Linked DNA regions of Homo sapiens: all the other regions are linked to region 1. A link is a contact called in ENCODE Hi-C or POLR2A ChIA-PET data. All regions are on one chromosome and are shown on one strand. Each heading gives the region's core, a stretch centred on a gene start or an enhancer-like site at or near the end of the contact. The rest is flanking DNA. Distances are from core to core; before and after follow the strand shown.

What was found. Hi-C counts contacts between places; a loop is a spot of excess contacts on that map. ChIA-PET counts read pairs that join two places held with the same protein, here RNA polymerase II (POLR2A). Pooled maps may share reads with other maps.
Region 2: a map with no recorded cell type shows a loop between it and region 1 (5-fold over the local background). The contact joins the enhancer-like site here to the promoter of GNAT2 in region 1. A Hi-C loop is called at or near these places in 1 of 168 maps with a recorded cell type or tissue (CD14-positive monocyte), 1 of 37 single-sample maps with no recorded cell type and 5 of 50 pooled maps.
Region 3: a loop to region 1 is called in a pooled map, with 2.3 times the contacts of the local background. The contact joins the promoter of SORT1 here to the promoter of GNAT2 in region 1. A Hi-C loop is called at or near these places in 2 of 50 pooled maps. POLR2A ChIA-PET finds 5 or more read pairs at or near these places in 5 of 52 experiments (BJ, H1, PC-3 and 2 more).

The regions. Positions count from the first base shown.
Region 1 is chr1:109,617,524-109,622,286 of GRCh38, reverse strand. GNAT2 (G protein subunit alpha transducin 2) reads left to right here and starts at 2,671. Exons shown (of 9, transcript NM_001377295.2): 1 at 2,671-2,804. It overlaps AMPD2 (adenosine monophosphate deaminase 2), which reads right to left and starts at 2,450. Exons shown (of 19, transcript NM_001368809.2): 1 at 2,009-2,450; 2 at 1,021-1,373. The coding sequence starts at 1,111. RefSeq lists enhancers at 1,165-1,693, 1,653-1,702, 2,224-2,752, 2,723-2,772, 2,753-3,283 and 2 more and a silencer at 2,343-2,532.
Region 2 is chr1:109,813,668-109,818,472 of GRCh38, reverse strand. No RefSeq gene overlaps it. Among named protein-coding and RNA genes, the nearest start is that of LINC01768, 12 kb to the left of the region's middle. RefSeq lists a silencer at 1,677-1,756 and enhancers at 1,927-1,976, 2,127-2,246. Within about 2 kb of position 2,077, at least 5 of the 41 ENCODE cell types and tissues checked have a DNase peak (open chromatin) inside an H3K27ac peak, as active enhancers do; they include CD14-positive monocyte, where a contact is called at or near this core.
Region 3 is chr1:109,394,666-109,399,430 of GRCh38, reverse strand. SORT1 (sortilin 1) reads left to right here and starts at 1,513. Exons shown (of 20, transcript NM_002959.7): 1 at 1,513-1,844. The coding sequence starts at 1,539. It overlaps PSMA5 (proteasome 20S subunit alpha 5), which reads left to right. Exons shown (of 9, transcript NM_002790.4): 9 at 1-389. RefSeq lists an enhancer at 379-1,360 and silencers at 1,387-1,516, 1,557-1,626, 1,637-1,736.

The sequences.
Region 1 (4,763 bases), core at 1,422-3,921:
ACAGGGCCAGGAAGGGCCCCACCCAGGGGACACCCTTTCTGGATGGCACAGACCTGGGCACAGAGAACACCCTCAGGACAGTAGAGACCTTGCACCAGTCATCTTCAATGAAACAAAAAAATATAGGAGGTTGATACTTGGGCTATAGCTACAGACAGCTGCAAGGGTGGGGGCAGTCGGCATGATCTGGTCATCAAAGTCAGGGTGGGTCTTTCCTTAGCCACAAGGCCTGGGAGCAGACAGCAGGCAGATATCCCTCTGCAAGCACAGAGCCAGGCAGCCAAGCCCTCACTGAGACAGGCACTGCCGCACCTCACTGCCTGCTCCAAATGATGCAGAGATGCTTACTAGAGTGAGAGACGAACCAAAGGGTGCAGAAGCACACACAGTGCGGGCAGCAGCCCCAGCCTGAACCCTGCACGGACCTGACCAAGGACACCCCATACTCCTAAGGAGGCTCACAATATAGACCAGGAATGAGCAAATAGCAAACGATAGATACAGTCAAGCCCCCAGTTGTGGGATGCCAGCCAGCAATGGTTGTGCCCAGATGTCAGACCCCCAGTGAGGGGGATCTAGATGTGGGGTCCTAAAAAGTGGAACTAGCCACAGAACAGCCTAAGCCTGCCTGGTAAAGGCACAGGCGCCAGTCAGAGTGGCCAGTCCACAAAACAGTCAGTCCCACACACCCCCGCTCCATTCACACATGCTTCACACGCAGTCTTAGCACATGCACACGCTGACACGTGTGCATACACACCTCTTGCTGCACCCACACCATGCCCACTCCTTGTGACAGAGGACAGCATCCCTGGCACAGATATCTCAGATCCACCCCCCGCCCCCCACCACCCCTCACCCCACCTTCCAAGCCGGCTGTCCCTGGGACTGAGGTTGAGGGGCACCACCACAGAGAGGATGCCGGAGGAGGTGGCCCCCTCTGAGGGGACCAGCACCTTGGGCGAGAGGTGGCAAGACAGAGCCCAGCATCTATCCTGAGGCCAGGAAGCACACACTCACCTGGAGCTGCAGTGGAGGCCTGCAGGCTGGCCCGCTTCTTAAAGGGATATTTGGCCTTGGGCTTGCCAGAGCCAGATGGATAGGATGCCATGGCTGGGACCACGGCGGCGACAGCGGGGGAGTCTGAGCGGCACCGGCTGGGGCCTGGCTCTGCCACATCCAACCCCTTCCTCCGCCCCGCCCCCAGCGGGAGTGACTGATGCAGGAAGCAGCGGCTCCGCAGGCGGAAGAGGCCCTGGCCACGATTTCTCATGTTGTCTAGGCAACCTCGGGGAGTGGGGCCTCCATCTCTGCCCCTTATCCCTCCCCTGCCTCCTCAGTCCCAGGAGTGACGTGACTGATGGTGGCTGGGCCTGGCGGGGGGCGGGGAGGGGGTGGGTAGAAAAGAAGATGGGGAAGGGCCAGCCCCCAGCTCTCCACTAACCCACCAAGAGCCCTCACCCCATCATGCCAGGGCTCCCGGGCAAAGAAGCCAAAGTCCAGGCTAGCTGGTCCTTCCAGCTAGCCTGGAAGAAAAAAGAATAACAAACAGGAATTCAGCAGCGAGCGAGTCCAAGCTCAAACACAGTCCTCCCGGGGCAGGGCAGGCATACTCCGTGAAAACCCAGCACCCACTTTCCTTCCACATCTGACCCTCAGCTCCCGGGGTAGCCCAGCTCTGGGAGGAGGGGGAAGAACCGAGAATCCCAGCCCAGGAGGGAGGGGCCTGTCCCGGGAAAATTCCACCGTCGCCAAATAGCTACCTCCCAGGAAGGCAGGAAGGCCAGGAGACCCCCTTGTCTGGGGGTCTGGGACAGAGACCCTAGCCTCTTTGGATTTTTCCTCTGTCTCTGCACACTCTGGCTCTGCTCCCCAGGCCCTCCTGGGAGGAGCTGACCGCCTTCCCTAGGTCCTGCTGCTGTGCTGTGACTCCCACCCTCTTGTCACTCTGGCCACAGCACTTCTCTGTCCCAGAGACCCTCCCTCCAACACACGTACACACACTCACCTGAGGCCATGATGCCCGAGTTCCGAGGGGAGGCTGCCCACGAGAAGTCTGTACAGCAGAAAGCCCGGGTCCTGAGGGACGGCAGGGGGATCGGGCCACAGACCCCAGCCAAGTCACTCCAAGGGCCCCTGCCCTGGCACTGAGATGGGGAAAGTAAGGCAGTCTTTCAAAATTGCCAGCTGGCCGGAGGTGGACTCCCGCAGACCTCGGCAGCCGGACTGGCCTCAAGGCGACCCCGGTGTCGCGACCACCCAACCCTGCAATCGAGAGGCTGGTAGGCCACGTGCTCCCAAGGGAGCGGGACCCGAAACTCGTCCAGATTTCTCTCAACACTCCCTGGGCATTCAGGGTCGGACTCCCGCGGCCGGACTGTGGGGGAGTCACGCAACAGGTGAGACCCCACCAAAATCTCGCCGGCTCCGCGCCAGGCTCTGCGGCCCTTGGCCCCGCCCCCGCCTGGCCCCGCCTCCGCCTGCCGACCCCGCCTCGCCATTTTTTTCTCTTCCTGGGCGCCACGTGGGCAGCCACCACACCGCGGTAGGGCTGGCCTGAGCCGACCCTGGGTCTTGGGCCAGTTCCGTGCGTCAGCTTCCTCATCAGTAAGATGGGGTAATGACAGTACCTCACTCAAAGGGGTTACTGTGAAGATTAAACGTAAAGTCCCTTTACACAGTGCCTGGCACGAAGTGAGGGCCCAGTGAAAGGTAGCTGTTATCATTGTCCCAGGATTCATTTTAAGCAGAAGTCCTGCCCCTGCAATCTCACTTGGTCGTCTGTTTTCTTCCGGCCGGCGTAGGTAGGAGGCTGTGCCCTGCAATTCTGGCTCCCCTTCCCACATTTCTGTATTTGGTGGTTAAGAGCTTTAACTCTAGCCAGAATGTCTGGGTTCAAATCCAGATTTCACCTACTTCCTGACTGATACTGGGCAAGTTACCTAACTTCTCTGTGCTTCTATTTCGTCTGTAAAATGAGTGTAAGAGTACCTGCTTTATATGGTGGTTAAGATAAATGAGTTAATATAAGTTAACTGCTTAGAACTGTGCCTGGCCTGTAGTTAGTACTCAGTATTCATGTATTACCATTGCTTTAGCCTTGGCCTTGGTTCTCTATTGACACTCACAGGTTGATTCACTTGCAGCCGTTCTGGGGTCTATCCAACAAGCATCCCCACTGCCAAGGGGTAGATAATCCGACCTAAAGGGAACTTGTGGAGGGAAGTCCCTAAGACTTCACTGAATATAATTAAATGCATTAGCAGGAATTAATCTCTTCCCTATTTTCCCTCTTGTGGGAGGCCTTTGCCCCCCACACCCAGTTGTTCTAATGCTGTTTGTCTGGCTCCTCCCAGTTCTTACCACTCCCACAGCAGAGATCCTTCCCAAACTCTGCCTCCCTCTTCTCTCCCCACGCTGGATTCTGGACCCTGAACCCTTTTCTCCACCTGCATCTGGTGCCACTTCCATTGATCCCTGGCTACTGTTCCCTGAACAAACTTAAAAAAAACTTGGCCTCTTCACCTCACACAGAATCCATAAAACTAAAAAGAGAACAGAGATAACCAGGTTTACCTAATCAAAATAGCAAAGACTAAAAAACAAAAAACCAAAAAATAAACGCTAATGCAGGTTGGCAAGGGTATAGTTAGTGAGATGGGAGACACACACACACGTACATGTGCACAAACACATTACTGGTGGCCTTGAACACTGATATAATCTTTCTGAAAGCCATCTGGTAATATAGAATCAAAATTTTCAAAAAGGTTCTTATTATTTGACCCAGTAATCAACTTTCTGGAAGTTGTTTTTCTAAAAAGAGCTGCCAGAAAAATATGTATGCAAAAAGTTGTTCAGCACCACAATGTGTATTGCATAGAAAAGTTAGATACTTTAAAGGTCGAACAATAGGGGAATGTTTATGTAATATTCATACCATGAAATACAGCCATTAAAAATTGTTCTTGGAGAAATGTTTAATGATGTGGAAATGTTTACAATATAAAGTTAGGTAAAAGAATGGATGCAAAACACTATACACAGTATGGTCCTACTTATGTGATATACATGGGTAGAAAAGAAACACACCAACAAGTTTACCAATGATTATCTGTAGTGATGGAATTATGGGTTATATTTATTTTCTTTATATTTATTTGCATTTTAGAAATTATAATACATACCCATAACTTTTATAATCAAGGGGATAGAAATCAACAAAAATCTGTAAAAATCTGTAATTGCCTCCACAGTCCCCCCAACCCAGCCTTCCCGGGGTCTTAACCCCAGACTTAAACTATTCTGTTTACATTTATGGCCCACTGAATTGGTCTTGGGGCGCTTAGGGATTTTGAGGCTGATGGACTCTCAAGAATGAATAAAATGAATCTCAAAAATCAAGCACCATGTAACTACATAAATGTCATGTATCTTCTGATAAGATGCAAATGTTGACATAGTTTTAAAGATAGTATCTTGCATTGGGCCAGGTCTCTTGAGCATCCTGCTTAATGCAGACCTACCTACCTCAGCAGCCAATAGGTGGCAATCCTTGCCCTCCACCCAGCCCAGGCAAACCAGTTCATTAGTCCCTTTATGCTAGTCCCCTAGTCCCATCTGCAACACACCCTTCACTCTACAACCCTCCCCTATTTCCAGGTCATCTGGTGTATTGTTGCTGCTAGGAAGTCGGCCCTGATTATAGTTAGGCATCAATCCCTCCACCCACTCCATACCAGCAAGAATCTCAGTGAGGTTTC
Region 2 (4,805 bases), core at 828-3,327, 200 kb before region 1:
CAGTTCAGGACTCCCCCACAACACACCCACTTGGGCTCTGCCAAGACCTGGGTGGGGCTGAGGATGGGAGGAGCATCAGTCCTGCCCCCTGGAACATCCAAACCCCCTGGTCCAGGTTTTCTGAAGGCAGGACTCAATGAGCTCATGGGCCTGCCATACCCAGCCCTGTGTAAGATAACAGGGAGGCGTGGGTTCTGTGGGTGAACTAGAGAGTGGAACTTATCCTCTCCCCAGGAAGACACTTAGAATTTTTTTTCTAGTGTGCTATTTTTGCTGGACCAAAAAATGTGTCTGCCTGTCCAGGTCAGAGCTGCCAGTCTGCAATCTCTTCACCTGGTTTCCTTTTACCTCCAGAAGATCCCAGTATCCACACCCCCAGCCCCATCTGAGTCCAGGTGAGCAGGGGCCCCTCTCTGATGGGTCCCATAGGGCAGGGCTCTGCCTTTCCAAGAAGGGCCTTTCCATGCGATGTTCCTTCAAGGCTCACAACTCTGAGATGAGTGTTTTAATCCCTATTTCGCTAGTGAGGGAAGAGAGGCAAGCACAGTGACAAAATGACAGGAGTTGCTGAAAGTGAGCATTGGATCTGGCTGCTTGTGGCTTGCTGTCTCACAGAGAAAACACAGCAAACCAACTTGGATTTGCAGATCAGTTATGGGTTTTAGAGAGGGATTTTTTGTATCAAAGCGCATCCAATCCCTTGGTTTACAGAGGGGAAGTCTGGGACACAGAGAGAGTGATACCTCACCTCAAACTTGGGAGAACGAGGACTAGAAGCCAGGTCTCTTCACTCCAACTTCTAGGCTCTGTTCATGTAAGACATCAGGCCATCCCTGGGCAGGACAGAGAGAATGGGCACCTGTTCATTTCACCCCAGGGCCCTGGGGGAGGCCACTCGTCCTCCTCCTGCCCCTCTCCCACAGGTCCTTCCCATGAGGAGAGGAAAGGAGGCTGCTCCCCTTCTAGTCTCAGCACCCAGGACCATCCTCCGCTCTTGTGGGCTATTTATCCACACACTGCCCAGTAAATGTGAGCAGAATGGAACCAGCTTCACCCCACACCCAGGCCTGAGGACTTTACATTGGTTCCTCCGGGACACCCATCTGAGGTCTGTGCCCAAAATCTGAAGGATAATTCCTCACCCTGCTCATAGTCACAGGCTTTGCAATGACCCCAGCAGGAAGAGAATATGGAAGGCACTAAGGTAGAGTGTGTGCTGCTGGGAGACCTCTCCAGGCAATCACAGCCCTGATCTCAAAAGACCTCAAGGGCCCACCGGGGGCAAGCCCAAATCAGCTGCCCAGGACAGCTCGCTTTGCACAGAGAAAGGCTTCCCCATCCTTCCTCCAGCCAGCCAATACAATGCAGGAGGTAAGAGCTCTGATCCCAGAGCCCTTCAGGCTGGGTTCAAACCCCAGCTCAGCCACTTGGTAGCTATGTGCCCTTGTACATGTTCTTAACCTCCCCATGACTTTGTTTTCTCATCTGTACAAGGAGGATAATACTAATAGCTACCCCACAGGACAGTCATGAGCAGTGTATGGGTTAATAAACATTCCGTGCTTGGGACAATGCCTGACAATTATAAGAGCTATATAAGTAATTGGTTGATTATCATTGTTGTTATTATTTTCTGAACCAAGAGAGACTATGGATATCAATCAAAGCAGACAAAAACCTAACACGCTGCGGGAGGTTCTGTGGAGGAGGGTGCAAGGCCTGTTGGGTAAAGGAGTGTCACCATCCACAGGCAGGTGGCTCACCAAGGGGATTACATCAGGCAGAAATTGCCATTAATAGCAGTTCCCTCTTGGGCCAGACACAAGCCTACAGAGCACGAGGAAGTGAGAAATTTTACTATTGCAAGAATGAGAAATATTACTACTGGGCAGAATTCCATTTTTAGAACCTGGGAAGTTATTTTGAGGGTTGGTGTTTTCATTTTTTTTAATAGCCTCTGCACTCTAACAATACTCAGGGCAAGAACTGCTCTGAGGAGAAACCAGGGCACAGTGGGGAGCCCTGCCAGCCTCTGTGGTTGCTGGGCAACCCCTCACCACCAGCCAGGCTAGTGGAGAGCAAGAGTAGGCTCCACATCCACACACCCCTCCTCACAAGTGCCAGAACTCATTAGATAAGCCCCTCTCAAGGATGTCTAGAGGAAGCAGCCTCATTTTCTTTTCAGCCTGGGCAGCTTGGAGTGAGGAAGGCAGGCCCTCAGGAAAGAGCACGCTGAACAGCTGCAGGCCAGCCTCACTTTTGACAGCTATGTCAGGTTCCTGTGGCTGCTGTCACAGATCGTCATGAATTTGGTGGCTTAAAACAACAGAAATGGATTCTCTCATAGTTCCAGAGGGCAGAGAAGTTCAAAATCAGTATCACTGGGCCAAAATCCAGTTTCAGTCAGGCTGCACGCCCTCTGGAGGTGTCGTGGGAGAATCTGTGCCTGGCCTCTTCCAGCTTCTGGTGGCTGCCAGCATTCCCTGGCTTGTGGCCACATCACTCCAGTCTCTGCCTCTGTAGTCACATGGCCTTCTCCTCTTCTGTTTTGACAAATCTCCCTCTGCCTCTCTCTTAAGGGTATCTGTGATTGCATTTAGGCCCTACTAGGATAGTCCAAAACTATCTGCCCATCTCAAGATCCTTAATCACATCTGCTATGACCTTTTTTTCCATATAAAGTAACATTCACTGATACGAAGGGATTAGGATCCAAAGTCTTTGGGGATTATGATTCAGCCTACTACCCATGCCGACATCTTCCTCTAACAAAGCAGACCAGCAACTCACCACTCCACCCCCTGGCATCCTGGCCCAGTCACTCTTCACCACCTGGCACCAGGTGGTACACCAGGCTCAGGATGACTGGGTACACGGCCCTGCCCCTGAGGCCCTACCCACCCTGGAGTTGTCTCTTACAGACCCAAAAACAGGCCAAGCAAGGCTGGAGTTTCCTGGAGCAGCAGGGGTGTTTAGCTACACACTCAGGATGTGGCAGCTCCCTTGAGGCCTCCAGTTACTGCCACAGAGGGAAATAGGGAGCTACAGACCAGAGGCCAGCACTGTAAAAATTTTCTTTAAAAAAATCTTTTTATTACACTATACAAATTCAATAAAGGAGTAGAAAAAATAGAAAATGCAAAGCCTGCGGAATTCTAGCCCCCAGGGATCATTATAAAATTTGTTGTGCAAGCAACCTTCCTTCTAGACCTTTTTCTATTCAGATAGAACCACAGACTTACAGTTTGAAAAACCACAAATGGCATTATATACTATACATTCTGTTTTTCAACCGGGTTTTTTCAATAAATGGTTTATTCTGGGTGCCTTTCATGGCAGTACATAGAGCATTTCTTCCATCTTTTTAAAGGCTGCGGAGGATCCCCCCACTCTCGGCCATGTGATTGAACCACGATTAAGTTACCCTGCTGATGGGCATTTGAATTGTTCCTAGTTTTGTAGCTGAAACCAATGTAGTGAGATAATTTAGGGAGAGACTAATATCTGACTAGTTTACATTGTTACAGGAGGCTCACACAGACAAGGAGGCATTTTTCTCTCACCTCCATATACCACCTCAACAGTACCTCAAAGCAGTCAAGCCTAGGATGAAGGAAGTGAGGGCTTCCCTTGCTCCCAAGAAGAATTAACAAAATGTTGTTCTCTGAGGCAGAGCCTTACTAGACAAAGAACCAGATGGTCTGCAAGGAGGAGGGACTCTGTCTTTGTGGAGAGGCTTCCACTGCAAGCACACAAACATCTCTTCTCAAACTGAGAGAATGTATTGCCTCCAGCATCAGAAAAGCCCAGAGGCTCAGTGGGATTCAGGTATGATTTGATCTAGAGGTTTACAACATCATCAGGCTTTAGCTCATTTATCTGTAATTCACTTGGCTCAGGCTTGCTCCGTAGATTAGCTTCATCCTCAAGCTCATTTTTATCCTTGCAGAAAAAGAACTAGAGCGGTTCAGATCACATATCTATCTATGACACCTATAGGAAAAGAAGATCTCTGTCCTAATACTTCCAACAGAACTGCATTACAATGAGAACAGCTTAGGCCATGTGCCCGCCACCGAACCAACAGATGTGGTGGGAGGATAAAATATTCCGACAGAGTCTAGGTCACATGCTCCCCTCTGGAGCTGAGGTACAGATGGCTTTCCCAAAGTCAGAGGGATTTATTTTCCAACAAAAAGTGAGCTGTTAGAGGAGGGGAAGTGGGGATTTATGAGAGTTTTTATTTGTTTGTTTGTTTGTTTAGACAAAGTTTTGCTCTTGTTGCAGGCTGGAGTGCAATGGCAGGATCTCAGCTTGTCGCAACCTCCACCTTCCAGAGTGAAGCGATTCCTCTACCTCAGCCTCCTGAGTAGCTGGGATTACAGGCATGCGCCACCATGCCTGGCTAATTTTGTATTTTTAGTGGAGACGGGGTTTCTCCATGTTGGTCAGGCTGGTCTCAAACTCCTGACCTCAGGTGATCCGCCACCCTTGGCCTCCCAAAGTGCTGGGATTACAGGCATGAGCCACTGTGCCTAGCCTATGAGAGCTTTTAAGGGTGTATGGGCTTAGAGAGAAGTAAGTGAGTTTACTGGACTGTATAAACTCCACACCCCAGATGCCTGTAGAATCCCAAGGGGATTAAGACAAAACACTACCCTGTGGAGGAACAAATTCACACTGACTCCCCTAAAATGCACCATGAACTCCCTGATGTGTGGTGTTTATCCTTATTCTATAATAAATTCCTAGCAATGGAATTACTGAGTCAAAGGGCTTGCATATTTCAAACTTTAATAGATATT
Region 3 (4,765 bases), core at 264-2,763, 220 kb after region 1:
TGGAACTGACTGTCTTGTGATCTACTCCCATAGTTGGCATAGATTTAAAAATAATCTTTTTTAAATTAATCTGATAGTAGTTATGGAAAGGAACAAATTGTTCACCAATTTTCATCAGCTTTATCTTTTCAGTCCAGTAACTGAGAACTTAAAAAGACTATTCTAGTGATTTTACTATCCTGCTCAGATGGCATTCAAAAACATTTTTCACTTCTCACGTCTTGGAAAAATTTGTAAATTCGTTAAGTCTTTTTGTTTGAAAGTTAATGTGACTGGAAATATTTTAATGTAAATATCGGGTTGGGTGCATTGTATCATTTTGCTCTACAATGACTATATCCTCATTTGGGTTTATGGCCAGTTTATAATTAAAAGTAATCTTTACTTGCTTTGAGTGTAATGACTTGCATATTTTGTATCTTTCTATTTGCTACCTTTTCTACTGAACAATTTCTAGCTTTCTGAAGGGATGGAGTCAGTAAGCTTAAGGATTCAGAACTGGTTTTACCTGTGCTACGTGTTGTAGAAGTTGTGTGTGCAGCTTCTGCGGTAAAGGGAACAGCGTAGGGGTTTTATTTTATTCATTAGAGGTGGATCGGGGTGCTAATTTAGAGGACATCACATACTGGAACCAAACTTGTCCGAAGCTCTCACTGCAGAGTTAAGGCACTTTGGTAAAATAAATGTGCATCTAGGAAATGATCATGTGTACAGTAGGCATTGGATCATTCTCTTGCCCCTCTTTTACCTGCCCCTAATGCCTAAGCTACATTCGAAGTCCTGGAAAACCTGTAAGTAATTCCGCCTTTGGCCTACCTCCCCTCAGAAGAGGAAGGTGAGAGAGGCCAAACGTATGGAAAGACTATTCTTCAGGCTTGCAGGAGTCACGGATGTCCTGATGTCTGTCTCCGTAGGATGTGGCCCACATCAGTTCGCATTCACCTTCTTGCAGCAAGGCAGCTGCTTAGCAGACAATGGGCGCTCCAGTGAGCGGGGTTTATAAAAACCCGAAGCCCCGGTTCATGATGGAGCCCCCTTTTCCAGCTGAGCAAGCTCAGGGATTTCCTGGGTAGGTTTTTCCAGGCTCTGCCTCACCGAAGGAATTTTAGGAGTGTCTCTGGGGAACAGGAGGGACGTAACCCAGCCCCAACTTGAGGGCGCTAGAGGTGCGGCAAGGGGTCGCGACGCCAGGAGCCCGGGGCTCGGCGGGAAGGTATGAGAAGCTCCTACGTGAACTCCACAAGCCGGGCCCGGGAGACGCCGGGCGAGGCGGGGTTGACCTCAGCAGTCTCTGCCCCGTTCCAGCCAATCAGTCCCGCATCTTAGCATCCGAATCCAGGACCCCCGAAGCCGGAGGCGACGCGAGCCAATGAGGAGTGGGCCGGGGAAGAGGGACAGGCGGCCAGCCTATGGGGCGGAGAGGCCCGGCCGCGCGTATCCAAGGAGCGCCGCGCTCGGCTCGGGGGTGTGGCGCGCGCCGGCGGGGGTGGGCGGGCGCGCCGGGCGGCAGGTGTCGGCGTCGGCGGCATTCGGCGGCGATGGAGCGGCCCTGGGGAGCTGCGGACGGCCTCTCGCGCTGGCCCCATGGCCTCGGCCTCCTCCTCCTCCTGCAGCTGCTGCCGCCGTCGACCCTCAGCCAGGACCGGCTGGACGCGCCGCCGCCGCCCGCTGCGCCGCTGCCGCGCTGGTCTGGCCCCATCGGGGTGAGCTGGGGGCTGCGGGCGGCCGCAGCCGGGGGCGCGTTTCCCCGCGGCGGCCGTTGGCGTCGCAGCGCGCCGGGCGAGGACGAGGAGTGCGGCCGGGTCCGGGACTTCGTCGCCAAGCTGGCCAACAACACGCACCAGGTGAGCGGGCGCCGGGCCCGGGAGCCGCTCGGGTGCGAGGTGCCGCCCGCGTGCCCCTCCCGGCCCGTGCGCCCCGCGACTCCCGGAGGAGACCCCAGCCCTGCCGCGCCCGCGTCCCCCGGGCCGCAGCCCCGAAACTGCGGCGGGCGGGCGGGCGGAGTCGGGCCCGGGCGGCCGGCGGGGCTGTGTTTTGTCATAGGGGAGGCAATCTTAGACTTCCACCGCATTCTTTTTTTTTTTTTTAAGTTGTCAAAATCTCTTGAACATCGTTTTTCGTCTGTATAAATAATCAGGACCCAGTAACGCTGTTAGGCCCCAGGAAGGTGAAGGAGTAATTAACTCTTGAGCGCTTGCAGAAGTTGGGCTGCGCAGAAGCAAAGGTGTGTCCTCTCTGGGTCAGTACTTTCCGGGTGGGAGAGGCGGGAGTTCAGGAGGCCCGAAGCAGCGATCTGGTCACCGTGTTTTAATAGTTAAGGGGACTAGCTTGGAAATGAGATGGCAATATTTATGTGATCTCTTTTACTGCTTCAGATTTGACCTTCTGTCATGGTACGGAAGTCTGACTAGCATGTCTATATCCCGTGGTGACAAGATTTTCAATAGTTAAGAAACGCATTGCACATATTCTGCTTTGAGCCAGCTCTTGGTCAAAAGACTTTCAAAATTATGGGATTTCTGTCCCTGGGGACAAGCAGCTCAACCTTTGCACACTACTGGACTGACAAAACTAATTATTAAGAAAGTCCTGGTTCCTTGCTTCAGCACAACTTGGGCATCTTTCTCCTATTTCTCTAAAATTAACAATTTAATCCTTGCTAGCCACATTTGCATAATGTATTTTCAATTCTATATATTTTCTCCCTTGCCTGTTTTCCTCTTTCAAAGAAAATGAATTGCACTTGGGGGCAGAGATGGGTGGCCAAGGCTCTGTGCCAGCACTTGTCCTTCTGTAACCGTTTTTCAGCGTCAGCCAAGCCTCAGTCTCCCTTTGGACTGCCTGGTTATCTGGACCATACTTGTTACCTGTAATAGAATTCTCTGATCTGAGGACACAAGACACAAATATTCAGGAATAATTGTGCTTAGTGTATCCCGAGCAGCAGCTGTGTAAAGGTAGCCAAGCTAGTGCTGGAGGGTGAGACAGGTTGGGTAGAATGAGTACTGGGAAGTCTTCCTACTTGATGAGAAAAAAAAATCGAATAGACTTCCTTCTCACAGTGGGGGATTGAGAAAGGCTTTACAACACTAATGCTTAATTTATACTGGACCACTTCCTTCCTTGAGCTAGCTGGTCACAGCATTCTTGCTCCATATTTCAAATTCTTCTCTCGCTGGTTGACCTAACTTTAGGTCTGCTGCTACTCCTGGATTTAGATTTACTCCTGTTTTTCTTTTTCTCTTTTTTTGTGAGATAGAGTCTTACCTCAGCCTCCTGAGTAGCTGGGACTACAGGTGTGCACCACTATGCCTAGCTAATTTTTGTGTAATTACTATTTTTTTTTTGAGATAGGGTCTCACTCTGTTGCCCAGGCTGGAATGCAGTGGTGTGATCACAGCTCACTGCAGCCCTGACCTCCTGGGCTCAAGTGATCCTCTCACCTCAGCCTCCCAAGTAGCCGGGACTACTGGTACATGCACCCAGCTAATTGTTCTTTTCTTTCTTTCTTTCTTTTTTTAAGAAACAGGGTTTTGCCATGTTCCCCAGGCTGGTCTTGAACTCCTGGGCTCAAGTGCTCCACCCACCTTAGCCTGCCACAGTGCTGAGATTAGAGGCGTGAGCCACTATGCCCTGCCTGGATTTATTCCTTGAGTCAGAGTCTTCCTGGTTAGTTTGAATTGATGTGTCATTTGTAATATATTGATTCCAAAGAAAGAGGTTGAAAAAACTGGCTCAGGGGTTCTAAGGCCAAATCTGTGGAAGAGTAGACCTAAAACCACTCATTCTTTGAAGTCCACATGTAAAGAAATTTTCTTCTATTTCTTTCATTTAGCTGTTTGCAATAATTTTTTTTTAGTTTTTCTCTCCCAGTCTTTTTTTCAGTGACCTTATTTAAAATAGCTATTTTGGCTGGGCACGGTGGCTCATGCCTGTAATCTTATCAATGTGGGAGGCCAAGGCAGGTGGATCACTTGAGGTCAGAAGTTCAAGACTAGCCTGGCCAACATGGTGAAACCCTGTCTCTACTAAAAATACAAAAGTTAGCCAGACGCGGTGGCATGCGCCTGTAATTCCAGTTATTCTGGAGGCTGAGGCATGACGATCACTTGAACCCAGGAGGCAGAGGTTGCAGCGAGCCGAGATCGCACCGTTGTACTCCAGCCTGGGTGACAGAGTGAGACTCTATCTCAAAAAAAAAAAAAAAAAAAAAAAAAAAAAAGTTTTTGCGTTTGTTAGTCATCCGTGGTCTCTTCTTCAGAGATCTCATCCTTTCTGTATCTGGTTAAAAAAAAAAAAAGTGGAGCCTTTGTTTAATATCATTTACCTTAAAAATGGTTAAGTAGTACTTCTTAACCAAGAATTGTTATGTAGTAGCCTGTTCTTCTGTTTATTTATTTGGTTTTAGAAGTCATAAAAAATCCTGAACTGTATTGAAGAGATCTAGTATTTTTGGACCGTTTATAAAACAGTGTGAAATAAAAGCATCAGCATGACAGAACAACTTTTTATCAGAGATATTGTACTTTGTACAACTGGGGAAGGAAGGTACATGTAGAATCATTTTTCCTACATAACATGACAGGATTCGAGTCCCAAGAAAAAGCAAAAGTTCATGGTTCTCTTATTTCTTTTAACTTGGTCCTGTTTCATTTCAAGCCACATTAATTCACATCATCAATGTATGTGAATGCCCTCCAAATGCCTAGATCTGTGCTAGATGCTGGGGTGCCAAGATACAAAGAAAAGATCATTCAGACTGGAG